Regions from separate parts of the Homo sapiens genome. Here region 2 is linked to region 1. A link is an interaction called in ENCODE POLR2A ChIA-PET data of the cell type or tissue named here. Cell type or tissue: PC-9. All regions are shown on one strand. Links, peaks and the distances in the headings refer to the core of each region. The heading gives the core; the rest is flanking DNA.

Region 1 (7,910 bases), core at 1,257-5,256:
TTGCTGATTTTTTTTCTTTTGGTGTGTTTATGATTTGGTTACTAATTTTTAGGAGCTTTTTATATATTAAGACCATTTACACTACTTGCAGATACTTTCCCAGTCTGTCTTTCTGCATTCTTTTTTCAACAAAAGTTTTGCATTTGTATGTGGTCAATTCTGTCCTTTCCTTTAGCCTTTACATGAATGCTTTTCCCCACTGAAAGATCAGGTAAATATTCACTTATATATCCTTCCCATTCTTCAGTACTTTTACAAATTTTAATAATTTTTATATTATAAATTTCAATAATTTGTCATCTTTAATCAGATTTCTGTATTTCAAAGATAACTGAAGAAGTGTGGAGAAGGTTCCAGAGGGGAAGGAACTGGTATCAGGGAGACCAATTAACTAGGTGTTGCAGTTGCCCAAGAGGGATCTGGCCATGGCAGTGATTCCAACCCTTTCCTGCCCCCACACAGTCTAATTGTACAGAGTACACCCATCAGGAGTAGCTCTCACTATGTGCAGTGATTCTCAACCTCAGGTAGGGGCAGGGGCAGGGGCAGGGGCAGGGGCAGGGACTCTCAGCTCAGTTGAGAATCCCAGTGGAGTTTTAAAGGAAAGAACATATTGAACAGAGGCTCAGGAGGGCAGGCAACTGAATGGCTGTAGGTGATGAGCAGAGTAACTGGTGACTCAGGTATTTTATTTAGGTGAGTTGGTAGATCACGGTTCCATTAGCCTAGACCATAACAACTATGGGAGGCAGAGGCAGAGCCATAGAAAGGAGGGGAAGAGCATGGAAGATGACACAGACATGTTAGAACGTACTTATTTTAAAAGGATATAGTTCAGTTCAGGTGGAAATATCTAAGCAGTGAGAACGGGGAGCCTGGACCCCAGGAGTCTGTACTGGGGAGTGTGGATTGGGAAGCCAGCTTAAAGGAAGTTGAAGTGGTGGGAGTGAATGAAACAAGCCATGTGTGGAGAAGAAGAAGAAAAACATGGCCAATAAGGAACTCTCAGGAACATAACATTCCAAAGGTGGGAAAGGGGTGTTGAGGAGGAGAAATAAGTAAACAGGACTAAGAAGAACTTGTCAAAGAAGTAGGAGAAGCAGAATGACAGCAGTGCCGAGAGAAAAAGAGTTTCAAGGAGAGGGAATGGTCTTCAGCTTTGGAACTTTCTAGCAAGATACCTAGGCCCTTCATTGTGCCATCAAAACCCACGTCCTTTTTCAGCTGCTAGAAGAGGAGCTGATTCTTTCTGCTAGACTCTTTCCTATTCTATGTCAGGTCCATTCGCAGCCCTGGTAATTGCACACACTGCTTCCTCCACCCACAATACTCTCCCCTGCTCTTCCTGGTGAGCCACTCCTCTTTCAGGAACCACTTCAAATATCGCCTCCTCTGTAAAGGCAGTCCTATTCAGCCTTCTGCAAAATTCACTCAACACTGTTGTGAATTTCTCAGAGGTCCCTTGGCACTATAGTTCATCTCTCTAGCTAGCATGCCACCTTGTGTAGTAGTTTTCTACTTCTCAGTGCTTTTCAGGCTCCTCTAAGGAGTTCCCCCAGCAACAGGGAAGAGTTAACTCAACATTCACCAGGGACATATCCCAACACAGCCTATGACATGCTGCTGGTTTTTTTGTTTTTTTTTTTGTTTTGTTTTTTGTTTTTTTTTTTTTGTCTTAGAGAATGGCATCTCACTATATTGCCCATACTGGCCCTGAACTCCTGGACTCAAGCAGTCCTCCTGCCTCAGCCTCCCAGAGTGCTGGGATTATGGGCGTGAGTCACTGTGCCCAGCCTGGCATGCTTCTTTAAAGGCCTGTGTTTTGGTAATGGTTGATGCTGTTTTTCATGCTGTCATTCTAAATGTTGGTTTTAATTTACTTGGGTGTCAGGTGTTTCCAGTTACTTACATGGAGTAAAGCTTAGTCTCCAGCAAGTTTCTCCATCTTCGTTCTGTGGTTTCGCTTACTATAGCACCCTGATGCACATCCAAGGGAAATAATCGTGTCCCGGTTTAAGAAGCTTCAGTTTCCACATCTGTATCTTCCATTGGAGCAAGAGCATTTCCACTGCAGTGACTGTTCTTAAACATCCTCTCTCTAGTACCCAGCACAGTACCTAGGACATAGTAAGCATTGGTGTATACATTTACAGAAGCAAAGGACAGAAGGAGGAAGGTGGGAGATGAAAGAGTGGATGGATGGATAAAAGGAAGGAGGGCAAAAAAGGGGAGGTGAACAGATGAACAGATGGTTGGGAGGGAGACAAGGAGGGGAGGGATGGATGAATGGATGGATGGATGGATGGATGGATGGATGGATGGATGGATGGGTGGATGGATGGATGGATTACAAAGGTTAAAGAGTGAGCAATGCAGGCCAGGCTGTGGCTCATGCCTGTAATACCAGCACTGTGGGAGGCCCAGGTGGGCCAATTATTTGAACCCAGGAGTTCAAGACCAGCCTGGGCAATATAGTAAGACCCCCATCTCTACAAAAAATACAAAAATTAGCCAGGTGTGGTAGTGTGTGCCTCTAGTCCCAGCTACTCAGGAGGCTGAGGTGGGAGGATTGCTTGAGTCCAGGAGGCTGAGGCTGCAGTGAGCCATGATTACGCCAATGCCCCTCTGCCTAGGCAACAAAGCAAGACCCTGTCCAAACGAAACAAAACAAAAAACAGTGCATAAGTAAAGCTTGACTGCAAAGTACGATGAGGGAGAAGACATTAGCTATGGATAGTTTATTTTAACTTCAAGGCATTTGGTAGCAGTGGAGGGATAGGGAAGAACAGGTGGACTTTTTGGTCTTTTGTTTACTGGAGGAGATTTGAACATGCTTCTAGGCTAAGGACAAAGCAGATAGCCACTGGAGGAGAGACTGAAAATATTTATTCAATCAAGAAATATTTATTGAGTACCAACAATGTGCCAGGCTCTGTACAGGAAGTGAGCAAGATATAGACGGTGTTCCTGTGCCATGGAACTTTCATTCCAGCAGAAAATAGAAAGGATAATGGGTCATGATCCATGAGAAAATGGAACCGCGTGCTGATTGGTGTGTTCTCGGGAAGAGCAAAATGTTTTAATGTTAGTCCAGGTCAAACATAATTATGAAGGTGAGACTCCCGAAGGGAAAAGCCACATACATTCCAAAGCCACCTGGATGCGTGTGTGTGTGTGTGTGTGTGTGTGTGTGGCAGTGGGATGGTGGGTGGGGGGACATAGAGAAAGAGCAAAAGTAAAGCTGGACGTGTCCAATGTATATTTGCCAAAAACATTTTTCTCTCCTGTGATTCAGACAAGGTGGTGCTTTCAGGATATACAAGTGAAACCAAGGCAGAAAAAGACATGGCCAAGTCTTGTCTAGCCGGTTAGCCTAAGCTTTTCTGGTCTTTTGTAAGTGACTCATTTCCCTTTTGTGTGGTTTTCTTAATATATTCTGCATAAGGCTGGCTGTTACATCCAAACAGAAGCAAAATGTATGATCTGAGCATGCACTGCCTCTTGATCTAATCCACTTCTTAATTACATTTATGTTCATTGTCTTTGAGTCCTATAGTTTGGGACAATTCTACAGGCTCCCCACCCCTAGAAGTCATTCATTATCAGCTACCAGCCACTCAATGTTTAGTTATAGTGAATAAAATACTTTCAGTGTCAGAAACTATAGATCTCATTTCTAACTCTAGATTAATTCTGTTTCGCTGATAATATTAAGAAATGGCTGTAAATTGGATGAAAATATTCTAAAATTATTTCACTATTATCATTTCTTTCTCTTTTTTTTGACACTCTGTTGCCTAGGGCTGGAAGGCAATGGTACAATCATAGCTCCCTGTAACCTCAACCTTCCAGGCTCAAGTGATCCTCCCACCTCAGCCACCCAAGTAGCTGAAACCTAGCTAATTTTTAAATTTTTTGTAAAAACAGCATCTCACTACATTACCCAGGCTGGTCTCCAACTCCTGGGCTCAAGCTGTCCTCCCTCCTCAGCCTCCAAAAGTGCTGGGATTTCAGGCCTGAGCCACAGTGCGTGGCCCACTTTTATTACTCCTATTTCTATTATTATAGGCTATCCCCAAATACTTTTTAGAAGTAGGCAGAGTATATTCGCAAGTACCTTTTTAATTACCTAGAAAACAAATCTACAAAGAATGAAGACATGGGACTCAGTTTGTGATTTCCTCATTTTTAATGTGTGGTATTATAGAGGCCTTACTAATCCTCTGTGATTAGCTGTGGAAAATTTTGCTTTAATCTTTGCAACAGGTTAGATCATGAGACAGTGAACACCAAAAAAAAATTGCAACTCTGTAGTATTGAAAAAATTTTATATGGCATATTTCTTGTAACAAAGCATAGCTCAGGCTGGGCGCAGTAATCCCGGCACTTTGGGAGGCCAAGGCAGGCAGATCACCTAAGATCAGGAGTTCGAGACCAGCCTGGCCAACACAGTGAAACTCCGTCTCTACTAAAAATACAAAAATTAGCCGGCCATGGTGGTGCACACCTGTAATCCCAGCTACTTGGAAGGCTGAGGCACGAGAATCACTTGAACCAGCAAGGCAGGGGTTGCAGTGAGCTGAGATTACACCGCTGCCCTCCAGCCTGGGCAACAGAGTTAGACTCCATCTCAAAAAAAAAAAAAAAAATTATAGCTCAAAGCTTGAAAATCATTTTGTTTTCATGGGATTCATTGTAAAGGAGATTTGACCTAACATATTATTAATACTGATCTTTTCATTCCGTTAAGTATTCACTATCATAGAACACTAAATTAGGCACATTCCATAGAACTTTATAGTTTTATGCTTTTTGTGATGGATAATACTGAGTGTCAACTTCATTGGATTGAAAGATGCAAAGTATTGATCCTGGGTGTGTCTGTGAGGATACAAAAGGCTTTCACACTGCATTTTACTCCTATTTCGCAATACTTCCATAAGATAGTTAATGCAATTAACGTGTCCTTCATGTGACAGATGAGGAAAATGAGGCTCTGGGATTGAAGAGACTTGACAAAAGTCATTCAGGTCATTGGTATTTGCATAGACCACACACCTTGCCACCAAGTAGTTCCCAGACTGAAGCAGAGGCAAATGACCATTTATGAGTGTAACCCTCCTAGCATGGCATCCAACTCATGGCAGACCCTCTCCAAACGTTAGCTATGTGCATTTAAACTTATAATTCCCACAAACAGAAGTGACATTAACACTACGGAAAACAGAGCTTCGTAAATTAGAAAGTCAGTGCTATGCCCCTCCTATGACCTCGCTAACATTTTCAGAAGGTGGCCCAGGGATTCCTGCTCACTACTTATCTTTAACGTTTATATTTGTAACAAACGATTAAGAGGGAGGGTGCAGTGGCTCACACCTGTAATCCCAGCACTTTGGGAGACTGAGCTGGGTGGATCACTTGAGCCCAGGAGTTTAAGACAAGTCTGGGCAAAATAGTGAGACCTTGTCTCTACAAAAATAATGAACAAAATTAGCTGGGTGTGGTGCTGTGTGCCTGTAGTCCTAGCTGCTCTGGAGGCTGAGGTGGGAGGCTCACTTGAGCCCAAGAGACAGAGATTGCAGTGAGCTGAGATGGCACCACTGAACTCCAGCCTGGACAACAGAACAAGACCCTGTCTCAAACAAACAAACAAAAAGGATTATGCATTTTGTGTAACATATATTTTTTCAGTGTAAATGTATGTGTATACAGATATATATAAAAATAATTAAAAGTCGGCCAGGCGCGGTGGCTCACGCCTGTAATCCCAACACTTTGGAGGCCGAGGCAGGTGGATCATTTGAGGTCAGGAATTCAAGACAAGCTTGGCCAACATGGTGAGACCCCATCTCTACTAAAAATACAAAAATTAGCTAGGCGCGGTGGTGCACACCTGTAATCCCAGCTACTTGGGAGGCTGAGGCAGGAGTATTGCTTGAACCCGGGAGGCAGAGGTTGCAGAGAGCCAAGATCATGCCACTGTACTCCAGCCTGGGCAACACAGTGAGACTCCATCTCAAAAAAAAAAAAAAAGACCAAAAAATAATTTAAAAAGAATTTAAAGTGGTACTGAATAAGAAGTCAGGTCTCCCCTCATTGGTGTCCCATGCAACACAGTGACTTCCCACTGGCACTGGAAAACAGGATTTTTCCCCACGTTGCCAAATGCTCATAGAGCCAGTGACCTGCTGAGGTCTTCTTGAGGAGCTCAGACAGCTCTTAACCTAGCTCTAACTCCTTCTTATTAGGCCCCTTCTCATTTTCCCTCCTCTGCCTTCTATACCTAGATAATCCTAGAGGATAAACTTTTTTTTTTTTTTCTTGAGACAGGTCTCGCTCTGTCACCCAGGCTGGAGTGCAGTGGCGCGATCTTGGCTCATTGCAACCTCCTTCTCCTCGGATCAAGCCATTCTCCCACCTCAGCCTCCCAGTAGCTGGGACTATATACGTGCACCACCATGCCCAGTTAATTTTTTGTATTTTTTGTAGAGACAAAAAATATAAAAGACCAGCCTTGTTGCCCAGGCTGGTCTCCAACTCCTGGGCTCAAGCAATCTGCCCACCTCAGCCACCCAAAGTGCTGGAATGACAGGCATGCCACCATGCCCTGCCTAGAGGACAAACTTTTGGCCAGAGCCAAATTTCTTCAGCAGGTGACAAACCCAGAAAGAAAGGGCTTAGGGTTCTATAGCAACTGCAATGATGAGTGCTCTCTCGTCATGTTAAGAACAAACTAAGGAAATTAAGAACTGGGCTGTCCAAAATGGACCACTCTCCGTAGTGAATTTTTTTTTTTTTTTAAGACACGGTCTTGCTCCTTCACCCAGGCTGGAGTGCAGTGCCACAATCTCAGCTCACTGCAACCTCTGCCTCCCAGGTTCAAGTGATTCTCCCACCTCAGCTTCCCATGTAGCTGAGACTACAGGCATGCACCACCACGCCCGGCTAATTTTTGTAGGTTTTTTAGTAGATTCAGGGTTTCGCCATGTTGGCCAGGCTGGTCTCGATCTCCTGGCCTCAAGTGATCGGCCTGCCTTGGCCTCCCAAAGTGCTAGGATTATAGGAGTGACCCACTGCGCTGAGCTACTATAGTGAATTCTCTATCACTGGAAATACTCAGGCTGAGATCAGACAATCACTTGGGATGCTGCAGAAGCGGTTGGTTGGTTGGACAAGACAATTATGAACAACCTTTCCTAATCTGAGCTTCTGTGATTCTGCGGCAGCAGAAGTCACCTTTATGCCTATGGACACATGAAGTGTGACATGTTAATGACTATGCATATGGAAAAGCGTGGCATTTATTTAATTTACCTAACTTAGAGCCTCACATTCCTTAGCTGTAAAACTGGGATAAAAATACCTGTCCCATGGGATTTTTATGCAGATTAATTTAAATCATGAAACATAATGTAAATTGCCTGCCGCTGTGTCTGGCAGGTACTCATTAGGTGCTGGTTATCTTTGAATATTCACAATATACCATGTGCTGTAACATATATGAAAAAAGACTTGATTGCTGCTTTGAGTTAGATGAGTTCTCGTGCCGGCACAATGGCCCACACCTGTAATGCCAACACTTTGGGAGGTAGAGGTGGGAGGATTTGCTTGAAGCCAGGAATTTGAGACTAGCCTGGGAAACATAGTAAGATGCTGTCTTTACAAAAAAAAAAATGTTTAATTAGCTGGGCACGGTGATGTAGTTCCAGCTACTCAGAAGGCTGAGGAAGGAGGATCACTGGAGCTCAGGAATTTGAGGCTGTAGTGGGCTGTGATTGTGCCACTGTACACTCCAGCCTGGTGACAAAGCAAGACCCTGTCTCTAAAAAAAAAAAAAAAAGGTTCTTATTTTTGTGACTTGGCCAGCCTTCAATAATGGAGCTCAGTGATAGCCTAGATAACCCAAACAA
Region 2 (7,910 bases), core at 1,953-5,952, 660 kb before region 1:
TCAGCACACTCTGTGCTGATCAGCCCTGAAAGCCTCTGCTCACTCCAGACAGCAAGAGTTGATTGGTTTCTCTCCCCTTCCAGACTGTGGGCCACTTGCAAACTGCCTTCCATCTCAGCATCCATAGAGCACAGCCAGCTGAATGAATGGATTATCCCTCATACGGTTTCGTTAATGTATCACTCTCTAGATGACGTTAGAGTTTTTGCTTAGACATCATGACATATTTATTAGGTTGATGCGCCGACCTAATAATCACAGAAGCTGAGGACAGAGAAACTGAAACTACTGCCAATCAATGGTCAATCAGAAGTGAAGGTCACTTGTCTCCTGAAATTATCATGTGATTCAATAAGAAAATAGGAATAGTTTATGGAATTTTAGTGTACGTTTGAATTTTAGGTCATTGGATTAAGTGCTGTAGACCTAAGTTTATTTGAAGGGACATTATTTTTAAATCACTATAAAAGCCACATGTGGCCGGGCTTGGTGGCTGACGCCTGTAATCCCAGCACTTTGGGAGGCCGAGGCGGGCGGATCACGAGGTCAGGAGATCAAGACCATCCTGGCTAACACGGTGAAACCCCGTCTCTACTAAAAATACAAAAAATTAGCCAGGCGAGGTGGCGGGCGCCTGTAGTCCCAGCTACTCGCGAGGCTGAGGCAGGAGAATGGCGTGAACCCGGGGGGCGGAGCCTGCAGTGAGCCGAGATCGCGCCACTGCATTCCAGCCTGGGCGACAGCGAGACTCCGTCTCAAAAAAAAAAAAAAGCCACATGTATATTTAAAACATTTGGGAAAATGCATTTAAAAGATGATTCCTAATTCCAGAAACAAAACCTAACCACTAATATACTGGTTTAATTTCTTTCAGGCTTTTTTCTCTGTCTAGGCTTAATGTTTTAGATTTTTTAAATATCAATTTTAGATTATTCTCTGTGTATCATTTTGCAAGCCACTTTTTTCCTTTATAACATTAACATTTTCATGGTATTACATACCCATAATTCAATGACTACATAAAACTCCATTGTGTGGATGTTTCATAAATTACAACTCATTCTTCTGTCAGATATTTAAATTGTTTCTACTACTTCTTTATCCTGGATAGTGCTAGGATACATAATTTCAAGACTCTTTAGGATAGATTCCCAAAAGCATAATTACTGAACAGGAACATTTTTAAGGCATTTGATAGGTGCCATCTGTTTTCCAATCAGTTGCCCAAATGTACCCTCTCCCCAGAATCGTATGAGAATCCCCATTTTACAATACTTTTCCCCACATGCAATCATTCTTTTAAAGTATCTATTCTATTTTGACTGGTGAGAGATCATTTCACACTGTTTTGCTTTTCATTTTGGATGAAGAGTGTGAGACCAAGCATCTTCCATATGTTTACTTCTTGGTGTATTTCCTCATTTGTGAATTGTGACAGGGCTTCGTCTTCATGTATAGGGAAGCCTCTTAGTAGAGAAAGTGAGCATGAGCCAGATGCAAGAATTCAACCCTTGCCTCCTTTTGCCAGCTGTGTGACTCTGGGTGTATGTCTGTAGCTCCTGAGCTTCTGTTCTCTGGTCTGTGCAATTAGAATCCTAATCCTTTCCTGGCAAGTCTGTTGGGAGGATTAAGAAGGTGGCTACTTTCACCCACCTAGCACAGCAGCTGGCATGCAGCAGACATGCAATTTTAGTTTCCTTCTTCTTGAGCTCTGTGGTTTCTGTCATTCCCTCCAGGTGACCCCTTAGGTCCCTGTGACTCTGGGATCAACAGCATCGGCATCACCTGGGAACTTATAAAGGCAGAGTTTCAGGCCACCCCAGACCTATCACATCAGAATCTGCATTTCAACAAGATCTCCAAGTAGCTCATATGTACAGTAAAGTTTGAGGCACTCTGATTTAGGCTTTGAGATTGAAGATGATGGTATGCTTCCCAGACACAATAACCAGCACCAATTGAAGGATAAAGGGATAGATTTAGGAGCCTGGTGCCAGGGAGCTCTAATATACCACCTCATCCACACATACACAATGTCTGCCAGCTCCAGAGGACAGAGAGGATGAGCAGATTCACCTATTCCCTTAGAAGTCAGCCCAGGAGGCTGCAGCCACTGAGAAGTCAGCCTTCAGGCCATCAGCCCAGTGTTGTATTATGTGTCTGAAAAAGAGGAGCATCTTGGGGAGGAGACAGCCAAGGGTACAAGTAAGAGGGTGTAGTCTTGGTGGGATGTAGCACCTGACCCCATATCATGCTGACATTCTAATTTATTGCTGGGTTCCCAGAGCTGCTGGCAGAGGCCTCAGATGGGAGCCAGGGATGTTTCTGAGCTTGGATAGCAGGCTTTTTGCCATTTAGGTCCCAGTCATTGTGCATGCCATGCTACCCTGGGCACGAGAGATGGACAAGAACTTAACCCCACACTTGGCAGAACAACCAGGTGGGCTCAGGGAAGTGTGCACATTATACCATCAAGGATCGCCTGCCACATAGGCTCAGCCCCCCTCAGAAAGAATAACAGCAGCACACTCACCTCTGGGTGTCATATCTCTGGGTTATTGATCATATCTTGTTATTCTCTCAACTTGTGAGAATGCCCAGAGGGGCCAGGGAGAGAATCAGTATTCCAGGGCTTGGACCACCTACCTATCCTGTCTCATTAAACCTTGCGTCAACCTTCTGATGAGCAACCCCATTTTCCAGAGACACAAACTAAGAATCGGTGAGATTGGCAGCTGGAACATCCAGCCTGGGTGGAAAGAAGGGGAAAGGGGGAAAGAAGGGGAGCTCACCAGCTCCACAGAGCTATTATCACTCACCCAGTTGGCAGATCAGAAAGCTAAAGTTGAAACATTTAAGACACTTAGAGACCGCAGGACGATGGTAACAGGACCTGAACTAGGGACTAAGCTATCAGGAACCTAGGTCATGGTCTTTCAGTTAAGCCATGCTACAGCCACTGAGCTTCACTCCCAGGCCTTGTCTCATCATTGTTGCAAGGCCCAGCTTCCAATGGCTAAAAGAACAGGCCCATGAAAACTCTGAGAGTTCTGGCCACTAACACACCCACTGCTGAACCCATCATCATTTCCTTCTCTTCCCTGAAATTGCCAGCCCCTCTTGTTCCTGCAAGCTCATCTTCAGAGCCTTCAGATCTACGAACCACCAGGGCTTGTTTCTGGTCTTTCCAAGCAAGGTTTTTTTTCCACCTTCAGTTCTTAGGACCAGTCTATGCCCACCTCCTGGCCCTGGCAGCCAGAGAAATCTTCCCATATTAATGTGCATTGGAGCTTCCCCCTGTGGGATTGTTATCCAGCCTGCAGCTTTGAGAGGCCAACACAAGGAGCCTCAAGACCTGCTTTCATAAAAGCTGAATGAAAATAATCTGCACAGAGTGTGTTTTGGATGCTCTTTTAATGGGCTCAATATTCTACCCAAACTGTGTTTATACGATTAGTTTGCTTAGCACATAGATATAAAAATCTGGGGGCGGGATCTGAGAAGTCACGACACTTGCAGAGAAATAAAGTGTTTTATCCAAGATCACAGAGAAAGTGGCTGGCAGAGCTGAGACAGAACTCCAGTGCTTGAGCCTGTGCTGGCCTCTATCACTCAGTTACCTCCTTTTCTTCCATCAGGGGGCAAAGGAATGCTTGTCCTAATTATAGAATGCATTGGTTCAAATTGAAGTCAATGTGGCTAGGAGGAGTAGGATAAGGGAAAGGGGAGGGAGCAGAGGCCCCTGCTCAGACCTCCTGTGCTTAGAGAGAGCCAAGGACACCTGCAGGCCAGCCCATTCCTTTCTTGCCCTTGACACATGCTTCTCATACCCCATTCCTTTCTCATATTGATGTCTTGATTCATTTCTCTTCCTCTTGCTTTGGAAAGTGTGTGTTTCCTATTGCTGCTGTCACGAGTTTAGTGGCTTAAAACAACAGAAACTTATTCTCTTACAGTTCTGGAGGTCAGAAGTCTGAAAGGAGTCTTGCAGGGCTCAAATCAAGGTGTGAGCAGGGCTGGCCCCTTCTGAAGGCTCCCTGGAAGAATTCATTCCTTCCTCTTCCGGCTTCTAGGGGCCGCCACATTCCTTGGATTGTAGCCACATCACTCCAATCTTTGCTTCCATCGTAGGTGCCATCTCCTCTTCTGTGGTCACATGTCCTTCTGCCTCCCTCTTACAAGGACCCTCAGGACTACATTGAGATCACCCAGATAATCCAGGATAATCTTCTTATCTCAAGGAGCTTACCTTAATCACATTTCCCAGGTTCCTTTTGCCTTATAAGGTAATATTCACGATTTCAGGGATTAGGACGTGGATATCTGTGCAGACAGTTATCCAGCCTACCACTCATAGTAACAAAATGTAATTCAAAGATTGGGAGCCTTAGAGACAGACAGGGAGTCCCATCCTAGCTCTGGCGCTTGCTACCTGTGTAACTTTGGGCAAAGTTCTGCCCTTCCTGAGACTCCTGTTTCCTCTTCTGTAAAATGGAAGTCACCCTTCCTGGGCCATAGTGAGGATCGATAGGATCCACACCAGGCACCCAGCATGGAGCTGGTGTACTGTAGGTGTTTAATGTAGGCAGCCAGGCACTAGGGGGATCCTGGAACCCGTCTTCACTGGGAAGGAGGGTATGGTGGTCTAGCACAGCCTCATTGATTTTAAGGATTCAGCAAATACTTTCGGGATGCAAGAGCCAATTGTGCAAACAGATCAGGACTCCATTATCCTGGAAATTAAGTTAGCACCAGGTCCATCTGGATTAGCTGGTAATGGAGGAGGCAAACTGCTGATCTGTGGTGAGAGAATTCTGAATAAGTGAGTCTGAGATAATGCAATATTGGGAATAGATGAACGGGGCTGCCTGCTCTGCCTGTTTCCCTGCTGAGAATCCCCAGCAGGTCAGATCTTCACTTTGATTTTTTTTTTTTTTTTTCATTTAAAGAGATGTTTACTTTATCCTATCTTTATTCAGATAAGGCATTTTTACTTTCCTCAGATCCCTGGGGTCACCTTGGTGGTGATGTCCCCCAATACCTAGCGTGCGCTGGTTAATGTTTAACGACCAGCTTTCAGGGAGGGGAGGAGTCCTGAGTGCCCATTTCCGTGATGTAAATGCCCCCTCCATGGCTGACTTGAAGCCATCAACATGATATCACCAAACACCAATTTGGGAAAGGTGAGCACAGCTCACCTGAGCTTATGCAAGCTGGGTCCAATACACAGCTGCATCACCTTCAGCCTCATCCCTCTACTAACTACTCTCTCCACAAACCCCTTGGTCCGTGGAAGGGCCACACACTTCTGCGCTGTCACACATGCTATCCGTCACCCCTGGAACTGTCCCCATTTTCCACTACTGAAAATCCTCTTTGTTCTTCAAGCCTGGACTCATTAAGTCCACCACATGAATTAATCCCCTCTTTCTCTGTACCTGACAGGGCATTGCTTATACCTTTATTTGGCATTTCTTTCATCCTGCCTTGCTATAGACAGCTAAGTCATCAAATGTCTGTCTTCCTGGTCAAAGACTGAAAGCCACATACTGGCTCTGGGAAGAGTCTAGCCTGAGTCAAATCCCTCTAAGTAGTAGCTTCATGACTGACTCAAAGCCCACTAGTTTCTCAAGTGGGAAACAAGGGTACCCGCCCACGCCTGTTTTCTTTTGAGGAATTCCTGGGAGGGTATATAGGGAGCATCTAGGCAGGGTCCTGCACACGATGGGTGTGCCCTTTGTTATGAAGGGTGAGGCTTTCCTTTGGAGGGCAGGGCCAAGCCTCCCTCCTCGTTGTCTGCCCCCATATTCCCTGCTAAGTAGAAGGTGCTCACTCAGCCAGGACTTGAAATTAAATCCCTCAGCATGTGCGATGCAAATAGAGATGGTGGGGAATTGCACCCTCAAAGGTCTGCAGCTGGCCTCCAGTCTCACCCATATGGGCTGAGCTTTCACAGTCTCAGGCATTCTAGCTCAGCCTGGCAGCCTGGGTTGGGGGGTGGAGGGGATGAGAGTGCAGATGGAGAGTTTTCATGCTGGTTTAATCTTGCAGACATCATAGATAACTTGCAAATGTCAGATGTGATGCACACAATTTAGAAGGCAGGAAGGAATCTGGAGATATTAAGATATTTACTGGACCACATGAGGAAGTAGGCTCAGCTCAGAGGCGGCTCATATTTTCATTAGCTGAAGCTGAGTGAACTTGAGCAGCTTAAAGTCTTCATAGAAGCTTCCCATTTTCTTATTCTGGATTTGAGTACAGTTGTTTCATTATGCAGAGTAATGTTGCCTAATGGGTACTGGCTCCACTGGTGTCTGTGAGGTGGAGAAACATGGGCGACGTGGGGAAAGTGGCCACTCAGAAACTTTCTTTGTTAATTGGATCCCAGAGACTGTAAATGACCCCCAGTGGGTGGGGGCATTTGCTGCTTACACTCCTGCACTCTGTCTCTTTTCCCTCTTCCACTTCGGGGTTAAAGTTAGAGGTTTCTGGATTCTGTGCTCAAGACCAAAACAGACCAAGTCAGGAGTTGTTCCCTATTTGGACATAGTTTATGGGAAGCCAGGTGAATAATTACACCAGAGCTGTGACTGGTCAGTTAGGTCAGCAGATGACGTGATGTTGGAAAACAGAGGAAGTGAGCAGCTGGTGAGGTCAGGGGATTCAGGAAACTCAGTCTAAGGACACTGGCTATGTTCATGCATTCATTTATTCATTCACTATTCACTCATGTATTCATGCTGTTGCCCAACCAATATTTATGGGGCACTTAACTTGGGTCAGGCACTAAGGATATGATCATAAGCAAAACAAACATGGCACCTGCCTTCCTATAGCTCAAGGCAGTGGTTCTTAAGCGGTGGCAGTTTTGGCCCCCACGGGACAATTGGCAGTGCCTGGAGACATTTTTGCTTGTCATAAGTAGGGGAAGCTACTGGCATCTGGTGGATAGAGGTCAAGGATGCTGCTAAATATCCTAAAATGCACAGGACTGTCCCCTGTCACAAAGAGTTATCTGGCTATAAATGTCAATAGTGCTGAGACTGAAAAACCATGGTCTAGAGGCTTTAAGGTGGGACATTCCTTTTTATGCAACATGGGTTTTTTTTTCCCCCACAAGGACAAATTATTTGTATGGCTGACCTATAGACTTGCTCATAAGTTGACAAAAAACAAAACTGGAACAACTTATAAATAAAGTTTTAAATATCCCAGCAACCAGAATAATAGCCTCTATCTCTGTGACATGGCAGAAGACTGGGAGAAAGAGTCAGAAAGTCTTAGCTCAGGGTTAGTGAGTAAACCCTAACGGATGTCATGTAGGATGGTAGTTAACAGCATGGGCTTCCTGGGCTTCGAGGCTTGAGTTCTGGCTCTTCTACCTCTAAGAGTGATCTTGGGCCATTCACATAACCTGCCACCAACTCATAAAGACAAGCAGCTGATCCAAATAAATACACACCAGAGCATTAGAAGGCAGCCAAATGCACTGGCCCTGGAAACATATATAGAGAAGGCCGGGAAATGAGACAGGAAAGGAAGGCAACCAAAAACAAGTACACTATGAATCAAGTCGGCACCATGGACAATTGGAACTCCTCCACACCTCTGCCCATCACTGTCATCTCCTTAGCTTATCCTTCATTTTTTCCATTCAACAGATATTTACTGAGCATCTGCTATGTGCCAGGCCCTGTTCTGAGGGCTGAGACTACATCAGTCAACAAGACTGATCATGTCTTTCATAGATCCTGCATTTTACATAGAGAACAAGTTAATAATAATAATAAATATAATAATAATAATAAGCAAATATTCTGCAAATACAAATTTTATGATAAAAATAGAATAAGGTGATTAGATAGGGAGTGACTGACTTTGTTGGTCAGCAAACCAACCTCTAAGGA

Evidence for each region. Peaks named below come from ENCODE experiments on the same cell type or tissue, not always from the same donor. Only the 100,000 strongest peaks of a DNase experiment are listed, where the experiment ranks them.
Region 2: POLR2A ChIA-PET joins it to region 1 with 5 read pairs; 2 of 35 experiments call an interaction of 5 or more read pairs at or near these places.

Annotation. Positions count from the first base shown.
Region 1 is chr17:32,546,840-32,554,749 of GRCh38, reverse strand. The region is part of intron 21 of MYO1D (myosin ID); the gene reads left to right. Among named protein-coding and RNA genes, the nearest start is that of CDK5R1, 64 kb to the right of the region's middle. In PC-9, for the core only: no CTCF peak of the experiment used is centred there; a DNase peak (open chromatin) is centred at 3,359; H3K4me3 peaks cover 691 bases; H3K27ac peaks cover 1,856 bases.
Region 2 is chr17:33,208,567-33,216,476 of GRCh38, reverse strand. All of the region lies in intron 1 of ASIC2 (acid sensing ion channel subunit 2), which reads left to right. Among named protein-coding and RNA genes, the nearest start is that of ASIC2, 81 kb to the left of the region's middle. In PC-9, for the core only: no CTCF peak of the experiment used is centred there; no DNase peak of the experiment used is centred there; H3K27me3 peaks cover 3,388 bases.